4 separate regions of the Homo sapiens genome follow, and regions 2, 3 and 4 are each linked to region 1. Evidence: chromatin contacts called from ENCODE Hi-C data. All regions are on one chromosome and are shown on one strand. Each heading gives the region's core, a stretch centred on a gene start or an enhancer-like site at or near the end of the contact. The rest is flanking DNA. Distances are from core to core; before and after follow the strand shown.

What was found. Hi-C counts contacts between places; a loop is a spot of excess contacts on that map. Pooled maps may share reads with other maps.
Region 2: a loop to region 1 is called in a pooled map, with 12 times the contacts of the local background. The contact joins two enhancer-like sites. A Hi-C loop is called at or near these places in 2 of 37 single-sample maps with no recorded cell type and 2 of 50 pooled maps.
Region 3: a loop to region 1 is called in a pooled map, with 18 times the contacts of the local background. The contact joins two enhancer-like sites. A Hi-C loop is called at or near these places in 2 of 37 single-sample maps with no recorded cell type and 4 of 50 pooled maps.
Region 4: a loop to region 1 is called in a map with no recorded cell type, with 11 times the contacts of the local background. The contact joins the promoter of PLEKHG7 here to the enhancer-like site in region 1. A Hi-C loop is called at or near these places in 2 of 37 single-sample maps with no recorded cell type and 4 of 50 pooled maps.

What each region holds. Positions count from the first base shown.
Region 1 is chr12:93,847,517-93,850,547 of GRCh38, reverse strand. CRADD (CARD and death domain containing adaptor protein) reads right to left here. Exons shown (of 3, transcript NM_003805.5): 3 at 1-578. The coding sequence ends at 277. Among named protein-coding and RNA genes, the nearest start is that of CRADD-AS1, 110 kb to the right of the region's middle. RefSeq lists an enhancer at 1,489-1,588 and a silencer at 2,505-2,554. Within about 2 kb of position 1,692, at least 11 of the 41 ENCODE cell types and tissues checked have a DNase peak (open chromatin) inside an H3K27ac peak, as active enhancers do.
Region 2 is chr12:95,102,065-95,105,138 of GRCh38, reverse strand. It overlaps FGD6 (FYVE, RhoGEF and PH domain containing 6), which reads left to right. Exons shown (of 21, transcript NM_018351.4): 14 at 53-132. Among named protein-coding and RNA genes, the nearest start is that of NR2C1, 30 kb to the right of the region's middle. Within about 2 kb of position 1,823, at least 4 of the 41 ENCODE cell types and tissues checked have a DNase peak (open chromatin) inside an H3K27ac peak, as active enhancers do.
Region 3 is chr12:95,699,008-95,702,293 of GRCh38, reverse strand. All of the region lies in intron 5 of NTN4 (netrin 4), which reads left to right. Among named protein-coding and RNA genes, the nearest start is that of NTN4, 90 kb to the left of the region's middle. RefSeq lists enhancers at 1,803-1,852, 1,903-1,972. Within about 2 kb of position 1,798, at least 6 of the 41 ENCODE cell types and tissues checked have a DNase peak (open chromatin) inside an H3K27ac peak, as active enhancers do.
Region 4 is chr12:92,701,010-92,704,422 of GRCh38, reverse strand. PLEKHG7 (pleckstrin homology and RhoGEF domain containing G7) reads right to left here and starts at 1,434. Exons shown (of 17, transcript NM_001377329.1): 1 at 1,291-1,434. RefSeq lists an enhancer at 1,234-1,293.

The DNA of each region.
Region 1 (3,031 bases), core at 443-2,942:
TATTAAAATGCCATTACACATTTAAAAACTGAACAATTACAACAATGCAATCTTCAAGCAATTAAAAACAAAGAATTGTTGAGCCAACATGGGAGATCTGCTGAGTAATCTGGCCTTTCAAGTAATGTCTAGTGGAAACCCTGTTTTCTCCTTCCATCTGAAGATCATCAAAAATAAAAAACAAACCTACACAAAAAACCACCTGCTCTGAGTGAAAGTCAGGATTCAGCCCACATGACTCAGGGACACACTCCCCAGCGGTTGCTGGAGGCACCATCACTCCAACATGTGCAGGAGCAGCGAGGGGTCCACCTCCACAGCCCGCAGCCCGTTGTGCAGGCTCTGGAAGGTGGCCTGCTTCCCGAAGCGCTGCCGCCAACGGATGAAGGCCTCCACCACCTGCGACTGCACGTTGTGGGGGTGGTTGGCCTTACAGCGGTAGATATCCGTCTGGGACAGTCCCAGAGACAGCACCATGGGCTCCCACTCAGGGCCCAGCCTCTGGGCCAGCTGGTTAATCTGCCGGTCTGATGGGGAGCTGTTGAGGATGTGCGAGGGGATCCCAGTCAATCTGTCACCTGAGGAGGAAAAAGACACCCCGGTGAAATGAGCAAGGCAACAAACACATCATTTGGGGGCAGAAATGAGAATCGTGGGGAGAAGAAGGCAATGCTTCCAAATGGCAGAGCCAATTGGCTCTTGTCTTCTTCCTGGGGGCTGCTCTGTACAACGCCATGATTCAGGGCTTCAATGCTGTTAAGTATCTGTGAAAATGTTTTTACAGAAACTTTTTTTTTTTTTTTTTTTGAGACGGTGTTTCACTCTGTCACCCAGGCTGGAGAGCAATGGCATGATGTTGGCTCACTACAAACTCCACCTCCTGGGTTGAAGTGATTCTCCTGTTTCAGCCTCCCAAGTAGCTGGGATTACAGGCAACTGCCACCATGCCCAGCTAATTTTTGTATTTTTAGCAGAGACAGGGTTTCACCATGTTGGCCAGGCTGGTCTTGAACTCCTGACCTCAGGTGATCCACCTGCCTTGGCCTCCCAAAGTGCTAGGATTACAGGCGTGAGCCACAGCACCCTGCCTGTTACAGAAACTTTGAAAGCAACAAAATAAAAATAACTAGAAATCCCACCAGAAAAACTCATTGATAATAACTAGTCTATTTTCTTTGATATATAAAACACACATGAAGGGTTACCTCGTACATGCTGCTTTGTAACAGGCTTTTTTCACTTCTATCCCTTTTACTCAAGGCCAGGCAAGGCATTCTGGGGGAATTCAAGAATGGCTGCACAGACCCCAGCTCCCTCTGGCACTGTCTGTGGCCTTAGTGATGGGGCCTGTTCCAAGGCTGGGAATGCCCCTCCCTGCAGGAAAGGCACGTGCTAGAGGACAAAGGCTAAACCAAACAGCTACCCTCGCCGATGAGGTTGAACTTGAAATATTACCGAGAAAACGTGTAGCTGCTAACAGAAGCCAGAGCCAAGAGGGCTGCTGAGAACAAAATAAACCTAAGAGGCCATAGGGTAGCAGGAAGGGAAGAGAGCGGGGTTTGTTCATAGCAGAGGCCACAAGAGTGGAGTTACCGTTCTGGCAGAGCCCAGAAGAGGAACAGGAAGTATGAGACGGGGCAACGAGGAAATCTGACCTTACACTTCCTGAACTAGATTCTTATTTGCCTGAGGCCAGTCTGCTAAGAAGCATGACATTGAGTGAATGGTTATAAATGTGCCCAGCAAAACCAGTGAGCAGTGCCTTTGGTTATACAGAGGAGCTCCTAACTTCATTAGGGAAGGCCTTCCAGGGGAAGGAGGCTAAAGCTAAGCCCTGAACACTAGGAGGAGGAGCTGGGTGATGAAGGAGGAACAGGGCGTGGCGCATCTCGAGAAGAGAGAATTGCATGTGCAAAGGCCCAGAGGCAGGAGAATCGCAATGGAGGAAGTGAAAGGCACTCACAGCAGCCAAGTGCAGAGATTGAGACGGACTCCAAACATCCAAAGTCATTTGCTAGGTTCAGACATTTGTTTGACAGCACAGTACACTATACTCCCATCCATCAGCATCACAGGGATTCAGGTCAGTCTACTTCATGCTCATCAGTCCACTATTGTGTTTTGATTTATGATTCAATAAGAAGGCAAAGGCACCTTATTACAAGAGCTGATGTTTTCCACAGCCCATGTCTTTGGCCTCTGGGCAGCGGCCAGCACCTTAGAGATGAGTTGCAAAAATATTGTCAAGGGCTCTTTCTGGTGTTTGTCAACACTACAATTTAAAAAACAATGACTATGACGCAATTAGAATACTGATGACACTACTGATCAATAGTTGAGATTAACAGCAATGATTTTACGGCTTGTATAAAAACATAGGCTCATTAAAAAAAAAATAAAGCAACAGAAAACAGCGCAAAGAAGAAAAGAAATCATCCAATATCCCGCTATTGTGTTTACAGTTGGTGACCATCATTCTGGATATCTCTGTATGCACATACACTGGTAGAAGGCTAGATAGAGGGTAATGGGTTCATTTAAAATGATAACATATGACCTTTTCTTTCCAGTAAGAGCTATGTAATTTTGTTTGGATGTAACAGAAGAAAAAGCAGAAGTGAAACAAAATGACATTCTGACCAGCGGTTACAAGTTAACATACTTGAAAACATACACACACACAATTTAATGCACAGAAAAAAGTTACGAAAACTCAAGGGTTAACTGCATGTTTTTATAGAAATACTCTATAATTACTTTACATTTCCTCTCCACTTCCTCACACTTGATTTTTTTTCACTTACATAATTTTTATTTTGCCAGATGCCTAATAGTTATACATTTCTTTAACAATCATCCATGCCCCCTTGCCCCATTGTTTAGTCCTAAGGTGGCATTGTAATGGTTGAATGCTCACCAGTGTTTTGTTGTTGTTGCTGTTGTTACTGTTCTTCATCTGTGGCTTTTCTACTCCTGGGTCTGTTCTTCTGATTTGAGTCATTTGGGTCAATTTCATCACAGGGAGGTTTTT
Region 2 (3,074 bases), core at 574-3,073, 1.3 Mb before region 1:
GATATGGTTTTCAGTAGGATGAGTCGGCTCAAATTGTTGTGCTTTCTTCCAGGTCAGAAAACCTACCCAAGAAGCCTATCAGAATGAATTAAAGATTGAAAGTGTAGAACGTTCCTTCATTCTCTCAGCCAGGTAAATTTTTTCTTCTTCTTTTTTTTTTTTTTTTTCTCATTCTGAGTCTGCTTGCTAGGGAATGTCAGGAAAATTTTGGTTTTTGGTTTTTTTTGAGACAGCATCTCACTCTGTCACCCAGGCTGGAATGCAGTGGCACAATCACGGCTCACTGCAGCCTCCACCTCCATGGCCCAAGCAGTTCTCCCACCTCAGCCTCTTGAGTAGCTGGGACCACAGGCATGCACTACCATACCCGGCTAACTTTAAAAATATTTTTTTGTATGCCAGGTGTGGTAGCTCACCCCTGTAATACCAGGACTTCGGGAGGCTGAGCTGGGCAGATCACTTGAGGTCAGGAGTTTGAGACCAGCCTAGCTAACATGAACATGATTAAACCCCATCTCTACTAACAATACAAAAATTAGCCAAGTATGGTGGCAGGCACCTGTAGTCCCAGCTACTCAGGAGGCTGAGGCAGGAGAATTGCTTGAACCCAGGAGGCGGAGGTTGCAGTGAGCGAAGATCCCACCACTGCACTCCAGCCTAGGTGACAGAGAGAGATTCTGTCTCAAAAAAAAAAATTTTTTTTTTAGAGATGGGGTCTCCATATGTTCCCCAGGCTGATCTTGAACTCCTGAGCTCATGCAATCTTCCCACCTTAGCTTCCCAAAGTGCTGAGATTACAGGTGTGAGTCACTGTGCCGGCCTATTTTTAAGAATACATAAACATAGATTTTTGTGAGTATAACAGGGAAAGATATTGCCAACACTTTTTGCACTTAGGTTAGCTACTGACTTTTTGTTCTTCTTTTTCTTCTTTCCCAATACCGTGCAGTTTTACTCTTGATTTACCATGCAAGGAAGTGGCTGAGAGCAGAGGCAACAGTATGCTAGAAGCACAGAGATTAAAATGTTCTTCTGAATAGAATAACAATGGTGAAAGTGCTTTGCTGATCATTTTTTAAGTGGCTATTTCAAATTGTTTTTAAGAACAACTAGTGCTTTATAGGTTATTAGGAAATTTGTAGGTGTCACTTAAAGGTTCTAACAAACCTATGAGGTAGGTGTAATCTCCTTCTAAAAATTAGGAAACTAAATTACAGAAAAATGGAGTTGCTGTCTTACGGATACATATTTGACACAGCCAGGATGCAAATCGAAGTCTTTTGCTTTTAAGTCCATTGTTATGGGCTGGGTGCAGTAGCTTACGCCTGTAATCAAGCACTTTGGGAGGCCAAGGCGGGTGGATCACCTGAGGTCAGGAGTTTGAGACCAGCCTGGCCAACATGGTGAAACCCCATCTCTACTAAAAATACAAAAAAATTAGCCAGACATGGTGGCATGTGCCTATGATCCCAGCTACTTGGGAGGCTGAGGCAGGAGAATCACTTGAACCTGGGTGGTGGAGGTTGCAGTGAACCGAGATCACTCCACTGCACTCCAGCCTGGGTGATAGAGCAAGACTCCATCTCAGAAAGAATGGAGGGAGGGCGGGAAAAGAAATCCATTATTATTTATGATACCACCTTGCCCCAGACCGGAACCTGCAGTGACTTAATATGTTGCCATAATGTAATTCAAGTGCTGAGGAAACCTGAAACTCTATGACTCATAAAAATACATTACTGAGTTACTGACTGAGTGGCGGAAGTGGGTATTTGGGAAGGTTTGACTGGTGAAGGGAGAGATGCCAATAGTCATAGCATGCTCCACTGCACAATCTAAATAATGAGACACTGTCTTCTCAGACCTAACCTTTGATCTAATAAAAATAGAAGCAAACGCTTTTGTAACACTTACTGTATGCCAGGCACCATCATAAAGACTTTATGTGTAGTACTTCGTTTCATCTTCACAGCAACCTGTAAGGCAAGTTGTCGTTATTATACCCATTCTATGCTGAGAAAAGCCACTCAGCTATACTAGCAGAGCCAGGATTTGAAACCAGGCAGTCTGTTTCCAATTGTCCATACCACTGAAATCAACTAGGATCTTAGGAGCAGGTGGAGTAGTGGCCAGAATCATTTATTACTCTGCATCAGTCACAGTGCTCATGTTTCGTTTTATATTTATTTTCTCTTTTAAGTTCTATGATAACTTTGTGGGGTGGATATTATCTTGATCTTCCAGATTAGAAAAATGGAGGCTCAGAGAGGTTCAATAACACATCTAAGGTTACACGAGTAGTAAGCAGTGGAGCTGTGATTTGAACCTAGGTGTTTCTGACAACCTTTATAATTTTGCTTACGTCCATGAATGTCAAGGACTCAAACCAAATGTCTGACTTCCCAAAATCAGAGGACCACAAGAGTCATCCTGGGGTGTGCTACTCCTCTGAAATGCAATGGCTACTGCTGCCTGACATACAGGATGACAGGAGAAGACAAATACCTGTGTCTAGGGTTTGTCAAATGCTTCGCAGCTAGCAGTCAGAACAAGCAAATTTCTTGGGGGTACCTGAAGCATCCACCAGATACCAATATTTAGAGAGTGCAGGTAAACTCTCAATCACTTAGCATTGTGACTTTTTCTTTTCTTTTCCTTTATTGTTGTTGTGTTTTTTTTTTTTTTTTTTTTTTTTGAGAAAGGGTCTCGCTCTGTCACCCAGGCTGGAGTGCAGTGGCACGATCTCGGCTGACTGCAGCCCCCGCCTCCCGGCTTCAAGCGATCCTTGTGCCTCAGCCTCCCAAGAAGCTGGGACTACAGGCATGCGCCACCATGCCCAGCTAAGTTTTTAATTTTTAGTAGAGACAGGGTTTCACCATGTTGCCCAGGCTGGTCTTAAACTCCTGACCTCAAGTGATCCACCCACCTCACCCTCCCAAAGTGCTGGGATTACAGGCGTGAGTCACCACGTCTGGCCATCTTTTTTAATTTTAAGATAGAGATGACCTTTCACCATATTGGCCAGGCTGGTCTTGAACTCCTGACCTCAGGTGATCCACCCCCACTCAGCCTCC
Region 3 (3,286 bases), core at 549-3,048, 1.9 Mb before region 1:
TTTTTTGTTCTTTTGAGACGGAGTCTCTCCCTGTTGCCCAGGCTGGAGTGCAATGGCGCAATCTTGGCTCACTACAACCTCTGCCTCTTAGGTTCAAATGATTCTCCTGCCTCAGCCACCCGAGCAGCTGGGATTACAGGTGCTCGTCACCACACCCAGCTAATTTTTGTATTTTTAGTAGAGACGGGGTTTCCCTATGTTGGCCAGGCTGGTCTCGAACTCCTGACCTCAAGTGATTCACCTTCCTCGGCCTCCCAAAGTGCTGAGATTTCATGCGTGAGCCACCGCGCCCAGCCAGTTTGTCCAGCTTTCTAATCTCAGTCATTTTTAATGAGTTGATCTAGAAAATGAAACAAATTGATGATGTTCTTCCTCACAGCATCTATGATACATGTAATAAAATACGTACCTGGGCATGTTGATTCATTCAACAAATATTGATGGCATTAATCTTGGGGTTTTGTTTGCAGTTAGGTAGCTAGTTTCCTGCCAGGTTAAGCCAAGGACTTACTGGTTCCACGAATGTTCTAGGAGATTTTTCCTCCCACTCTCCTGAGAAGCACCATGCTAAATGCTATGGTTTTATGTGTACATTTTTACTTAATGGTTATAAATTCATCAAACCTGAAGAAACGAGGCCCTGAACCAAATCTTCTAGCCAATAGATTTATTTCTTGTGAGCAATTAAATCATCCCTGTTCTCACTTCCTCTTTATTTCAACCTTAATCAGAGTCTACTGTTGGACCCAGCACAATCAACTACACATTACCATGCCAAGAAATCACTTCTGAGGATTCCAGGGATGTTGTTTGTTTTTTTAAGACTGGGGAGATCACTGAAACTGAATTTATTTCTACAGCTTAGGAAAAAAAAATTTTTGAAAGGACAGTGCATTTAAGGTCTGTAAACACAAGGGAAAACATGAATCTCTCCAGCTGAACCTAGGGCTGAGAACAGAAATGGAGGCTCAAAGTGACTCGTTGCTCAGGCACAGAAGGAAAAAGGGGAATGTAATTCTCACTGTGTACTGAGGTACTTTGAGGAATCTCATCTCTCTGTTCAAAAAGTGGATAGTCTCTTTTAGAGTAACTCACTTGAAACCTTTAAAGTCACCTATGTGACTTTGGTAACCTATAACACAGGTAGATTTTTCTATAGCAGGCATATTTTTAAAATGTGACAGCAGGGGTGGTGGCTCACACCTGTAATCTCAGCACTTTGGGAGGCCAAGTGGGCAGATCACCTGAGGTCAGGAGTTCAAGACCAGCCTAGCCAACATGGTGAAACCCTGTCTCTACTAAAAATACAAAAATTAGTTGGGAATGGTGGAGGGCGCCTGTAGTCCCAGCTACTTGGGAGGCTGAGGCAGGAGAATCACTTGAACCGAGGAGGCAGAAGTTGCAATGAGCCAAGATTGCACCACTGCACTCCAACCTGGGCAACAGAGGGAGACTCTGTCTCAAAAAAAAAAAAAAAAAGAAAGAAAGAAAGAAAAAAGAAAGGGAAGAAAAGAAAAAGAAAGAAAGAAAAAAGAGAATAACCTTCCTAGATAATTGTGTACTGGCTTTTGCGGCAGGGTTCGTGGTGGGAGGGAACCCTGACCTGATTCACACCATTTAGCAATTTCTGTGGTTGAAACATTCTCACCACGGCCAGTTTCAAACTCTCAGGTCATTTTTCATCAGGAAGTCAGACTCAGACTCTGAGTCAAAAGTAGAACGGTTTGGACAAGGTCTTGCCTCCACTTTCACAGCCCCACTTCTCTCACCTCAAGTCATTGGTTCCCAAACCTGGCTGTGGGTCAGAATCACCAGGGAGCACTTACTCAAAATGTGCAATCTTAGAGTCCTGCCCAGAATACACTGAATCAGAATCTCCAACAGGGCGTCCGGACAGAAATCTGCATTCCTTTAAAAAGCATCGTTGGTGACTCTGATTCAGCCTTTTGGCCTCTTGGCTCAGCATTTGAAAACCACTGCTTATAGCAGTCTTGTCTCTAGCATAAGCTCTCTTTAAAAAAAAATTAATTAGCTGAGCATGATGGTATGCACTTGTAGTCCCAGCAACTCAGGAGGCTCAGGCAGGAGGACCACTTGTGCCCAGGAGTTTGAGGCTGCAGTGAGCCATGATCACACCACTGCACTACACAACCAGGGTGGCAGACTGAGACCCTAAGTAAAAAAAAAAAAAAAAAAAAAAAAAAAAAAAAAAATCCTCACTTTAGAAGAATACACTGTTTGAAACAGGTGTTTAAAGAAATGCCTGTAGAACAGAATTAACTCCTTTTAGGAAACAACCAGTTAATTCCTTTACAATAAATTTATTGACTTTTATGCCAAGACACATATTTTAAACTATTACATAGTCTTTCTCCATATTAAAAGGAAAATCAGAAAATGGAAAAGAAAGCAGAATTCATTCTCTGTCAAAGTAAACAACCTCTTGAAAGATTGGCATGCCCTTCCTTCCTCCCTGATGGGCCAAAATAAATGTAGTCAATTGCCCTTTAGCACAGAGTGAATAAAAATAAACTTGGTCTCTCTGCCCTAAAACCCAAACCAAGCATTTACCAAGATAGCATCTGGTTTCATGGCTACCTACCCAAATGAACCAGCTATCTTTGTAAAGAAAGGGTTATATCATCCAGATCTTTTTTTTTTTTTCCTTCTTTCTGGCTTAGGTGAAAACTACTCAGCTGTTGGAGATGCAGGTGCTTTGGGTGGATGACTCTCTTGCCTCAGTCTCTATTGCCATTCTTCACATTCTACTCAAATAGCCCCTTCTCATGATGCTCTCAGGAAGAGTCTCTGCATTTCCGTTTGCACTGATCTCTCTTAAACAGTTATTTCATTTTACCTCCTGTATAGTGATGCTTCCATTTCAGTCTATCTTTCAAGTACAATTTTTACACTAATTAAATCCAGAATACCTTACCACAATTACACATGTAAGAAAACATAAGCACCTTTCATTTGTTTATTCTCGTGCCTGTGAACCAGTCCATTCCTTCCCAAAGGTTATTGAGGTCTCTTCAAATAGTAACTTGTGGGCTTTTTCTTTCAAATTGTAGGTTTGGCAAAGTCACGTGAGTTCATTTTATACCATATAAACAACATAGACATCCTTGTTTTATATTGAAAGCAACTGTGAATGATTCCAGCATAGAATCAATATGAAGTAACTGTTTGTGGAAACCACACTTTAAATAGAACAGTAACTTGGCAGTAATAGTTGGGAAACTTTAATCTCAGCTTTTTTTTTTTTTTTTAATCCAAGAAGTAAAAC
Region 4 (3,413 bases), core at 185-2,684, 1.1 Mb after region 1:
CCAACATTGCTGGAGAGGTATGAAATGGTCCCTCCCTACCATTGATAAAATAAGGTACATTGTTGCTACATGGAGAGGCCAGTTCCTCATTCTCCCAACAAACAAATGCTGAGCTGAGCATCAAATCTATAGGTACTTTCTTTCTTTTTTTTTTTCTTTTTAGAGATGGAGTCTGGCTCTGTCGCCCAGGCTGAGTGCAGAGGTGTGATCATATCGCACTGTAACCTCAAACTCCTAGCCTCACAGAATCCTCATGCTGCAGTGCTCCTGAGTAGTTGGGGCTATGGATGCTTACCACCCCACCCAGCTAATTTTGAATCAATAGGTACTTTCACACATACATACAATCAGGGCCGTTCTATTATTTTTCTCCTTTAGAAGACTGTCCAAGTTCTAGGCAGCAACAATGTTAAAGGAATTCAGTATATTTGCATAGGCACTTGCATAATAGTTAGATCAGATTTCTTAGTCTTTGGGTTTCCCCTCTGTCCTTCTGGCCTTTTCCTCTCCTCTTTTGAGGGGTTAGGATACGGCTTTGGGTTTCCTTTGTAGTCGTTCAGACACAGGGGTGTAGCTGCTGGTAGGAAGTTATTTATGGCCAATAGGATTCACATCGGTAAGAATTATTTATTAGCCACTGTCTTAAATATTGGAACCAAGGCAATAGTAACTGCCGACATGATGCACTGCGGAAATGGAGAAACTTTAAAAACAGCAGGGCTTAGGGAGGTGGTTTGCAGAAAGGCAGGAAGAGCTCAAGCACCAGAAGAAATGGGTCTGGTTTCTCTTCCAGTATCACCGCCAATTGGCTGTGTGACCTAGGACAAGCCACTTCTCCTCTGCCAACTGCCATGCAGCATTTACCAAGAGGACATCAAAGAACCTCCCTCACAGGCCTGTTGCAGAAATTAAATGAGATAATGGCTAAGGCTCCTGGGAAGCTTTCCCTAAATGACTACACCCAGTGGATCTGGTAGAATCAAAAGTTAACAAGTCAATCCATTCATGCTAACTCTTCTTTATGTTTAAAAGAGGAAATTAATACATGGTCACCATAAAGAAAATTCACCAACCTTTGACCTTCCAAGCTTTGAGAATCCAGCAAACACCCACCCACACTGTTGGGGAAGCCATCTCACTGTACTAGAAATGAAACCATTGCAGGTTAATGATTCACTAATTCTAATGAGACCTGGAGAGATCAGCAAAACAAGCGAAACTGATAGCAATAGGACAAAAGGAAAGTGCAAGAGAGAAACCCAGAAAGCAGCTGAATGTTGCCTTTAATACCTGTAAGATGGTCTGTCCCTGAAGGCAACTGCACCCAGGTGGGTCCCGAGGCTCCTCAGAACCCGCAGATCCAGAGTGAGCTGCCAGGCGAGGGCTCGGAGCAACAAGTTCCACACCTGTAACAATGCGTCCTCCTGGCTGAGTGAAAGCAACCTTGCTACCAGCTGCAATGAGGAACTGGTCTCTCCCCTCCTTAGAGACATTTCCAGTTATTTGTTTATGAAAAAGCCTAAAGGGAAGCCAGCTCAGAATCTAAGGCAGCCTAAGAACAAGTCAGGTAAACAACGGCTGATCAAATACAGAAATGATGCAAATGTAACTTTTTACTTCCTCTTGAGGCATTCAACAAATCATCACTCATAGTTCAGTGAAGCAGTTCTAGGTTTCTATTTCATTTATTTTCTCTAAGGTTGTGAGATGCATTCTTTGGGACTCTACTTTCTTCACATCATAAAACATTTTGTGTTGATCTATTTTATTAATGACTTGCTTTGATAAGCATTGAATAGTAGAGGAAATGATTAGAGCACCAGGGAGTGAATTTGTGAACATTAGTTTTCAAATAATTAAAATGCAAATGGAAGAGCATTTATATCTACCAGTATTCTCATTAGATCAGTACCCCAAAGAATATTTATTTGATGCCTAGGTGGAGATAATGCATATGTATGCAGCATTAAACAAAAATGTCTATAGACTTTCCCAAAACAAAGTTGAAGTAATTCTAATGAAGTCTAATTCACTGAAGTTTTCATTGATTGGACTCATTACAGATACTTACTGTGAAGGTTCCCTGAGGTCGGTAGTTCTTAAAGTAGGGTCCCTGGACCAGCAGTATCACTATGACTTGAGAACTTGTTAGAAAGGAAAAATCTTCCCCCTCCATGCTCTCCAACCCCTGGAACTCTGGGATGGGGTCAGAAGTCCGTGGTTTTTTTTTGAGACAGGGTCTCACTCTGTCACTCAGGCTGGAGTGCAGTGGCACGATCTCAGCTCACTGCAACCTCCACCTCCTGGGTTCAAGCGATTCTCCTACCTCAGCTTCCTGTGTAGCTGAGATTACAGGTGCACACCACCAGGGCCCGGCTAACTTTTGTATTTTTAGTACAGACGGGGTTTCACCATATTGGCCAGGCTGTCCGAACTCCTGACCTCAGGTGGTCCACCCACTTCGGCCTCCCAAAGTGCTGGGATTACAGGTGTGAGCCACTGTGCCCAGCCAGAAGTCTGTGTTTAACAAGACTTCCAGGTGATTCTTACATGGGTTAAAATTTGAGAACCACTGCCCTTAGAGGAAAAGAAAAAAAGGTCTAACTTATAGATGTTGGCCTTGTGATAAACTTTATATTAGTCTTTAATTCTCTCATATTGATCTTACTAGAACATCATTTACTTAGAACTTTGAAAAATGACTTGATCTCCTGCCCTCACCACCATTGCCAACATTACCATGACTCAACCAAAAGCAGGATATCAAAAAATATTTTGCCTGCATGGAGCCTGCATAAACAGTTCTGAGCTCCTGCCAAGGATGTCTAGAAGTGAATTGCTTCAATTTGGGAAGGAAAAAAATGAATAAAGTCTTTTAGCTTTTAGTTTGTGGAAGGAAGGTCATACTCTTTTCTACCAATCCCCTCACGCACATGGGATTGTAAAGCTGTCTCTCCTAGGGGATAATGATAATGGAATACTTGATCCCAATGCAAAAACTTCCAACCTCTGGTTGTAACTTCAAGAAGGAAATTAAGAGTCTTATAGAAAGGTCACAAAAGATTATCACGGAAAAAAATGTGCCACCTCCATCTGATTTGTCAAGGAGATGGCAACAGGGAGGCATTTTGGGTGGGGAAGGGACACCCCAGAGTCAGCTTTTCCTTTAAGAACCTGGGGCAACCTCACTGTGGCCCTTTCTCAGATGACACATGGAGGTGCTCTCCAATATCGCAGAGGGAGCAGCTCGCCTCAGCATTTTTTGCCTGTGTGTAGTTTTACGTTTATGTATGCTTTGCTTCAATAAAAAGTATACCTTAAAAAGTATGTCTATGCTAAAAGATGACATCCTGGTTTGCTTACTTTATGGCTTTGAATTGGCAAATTCCTAAAAGATATTTTCTTTCTAGTTG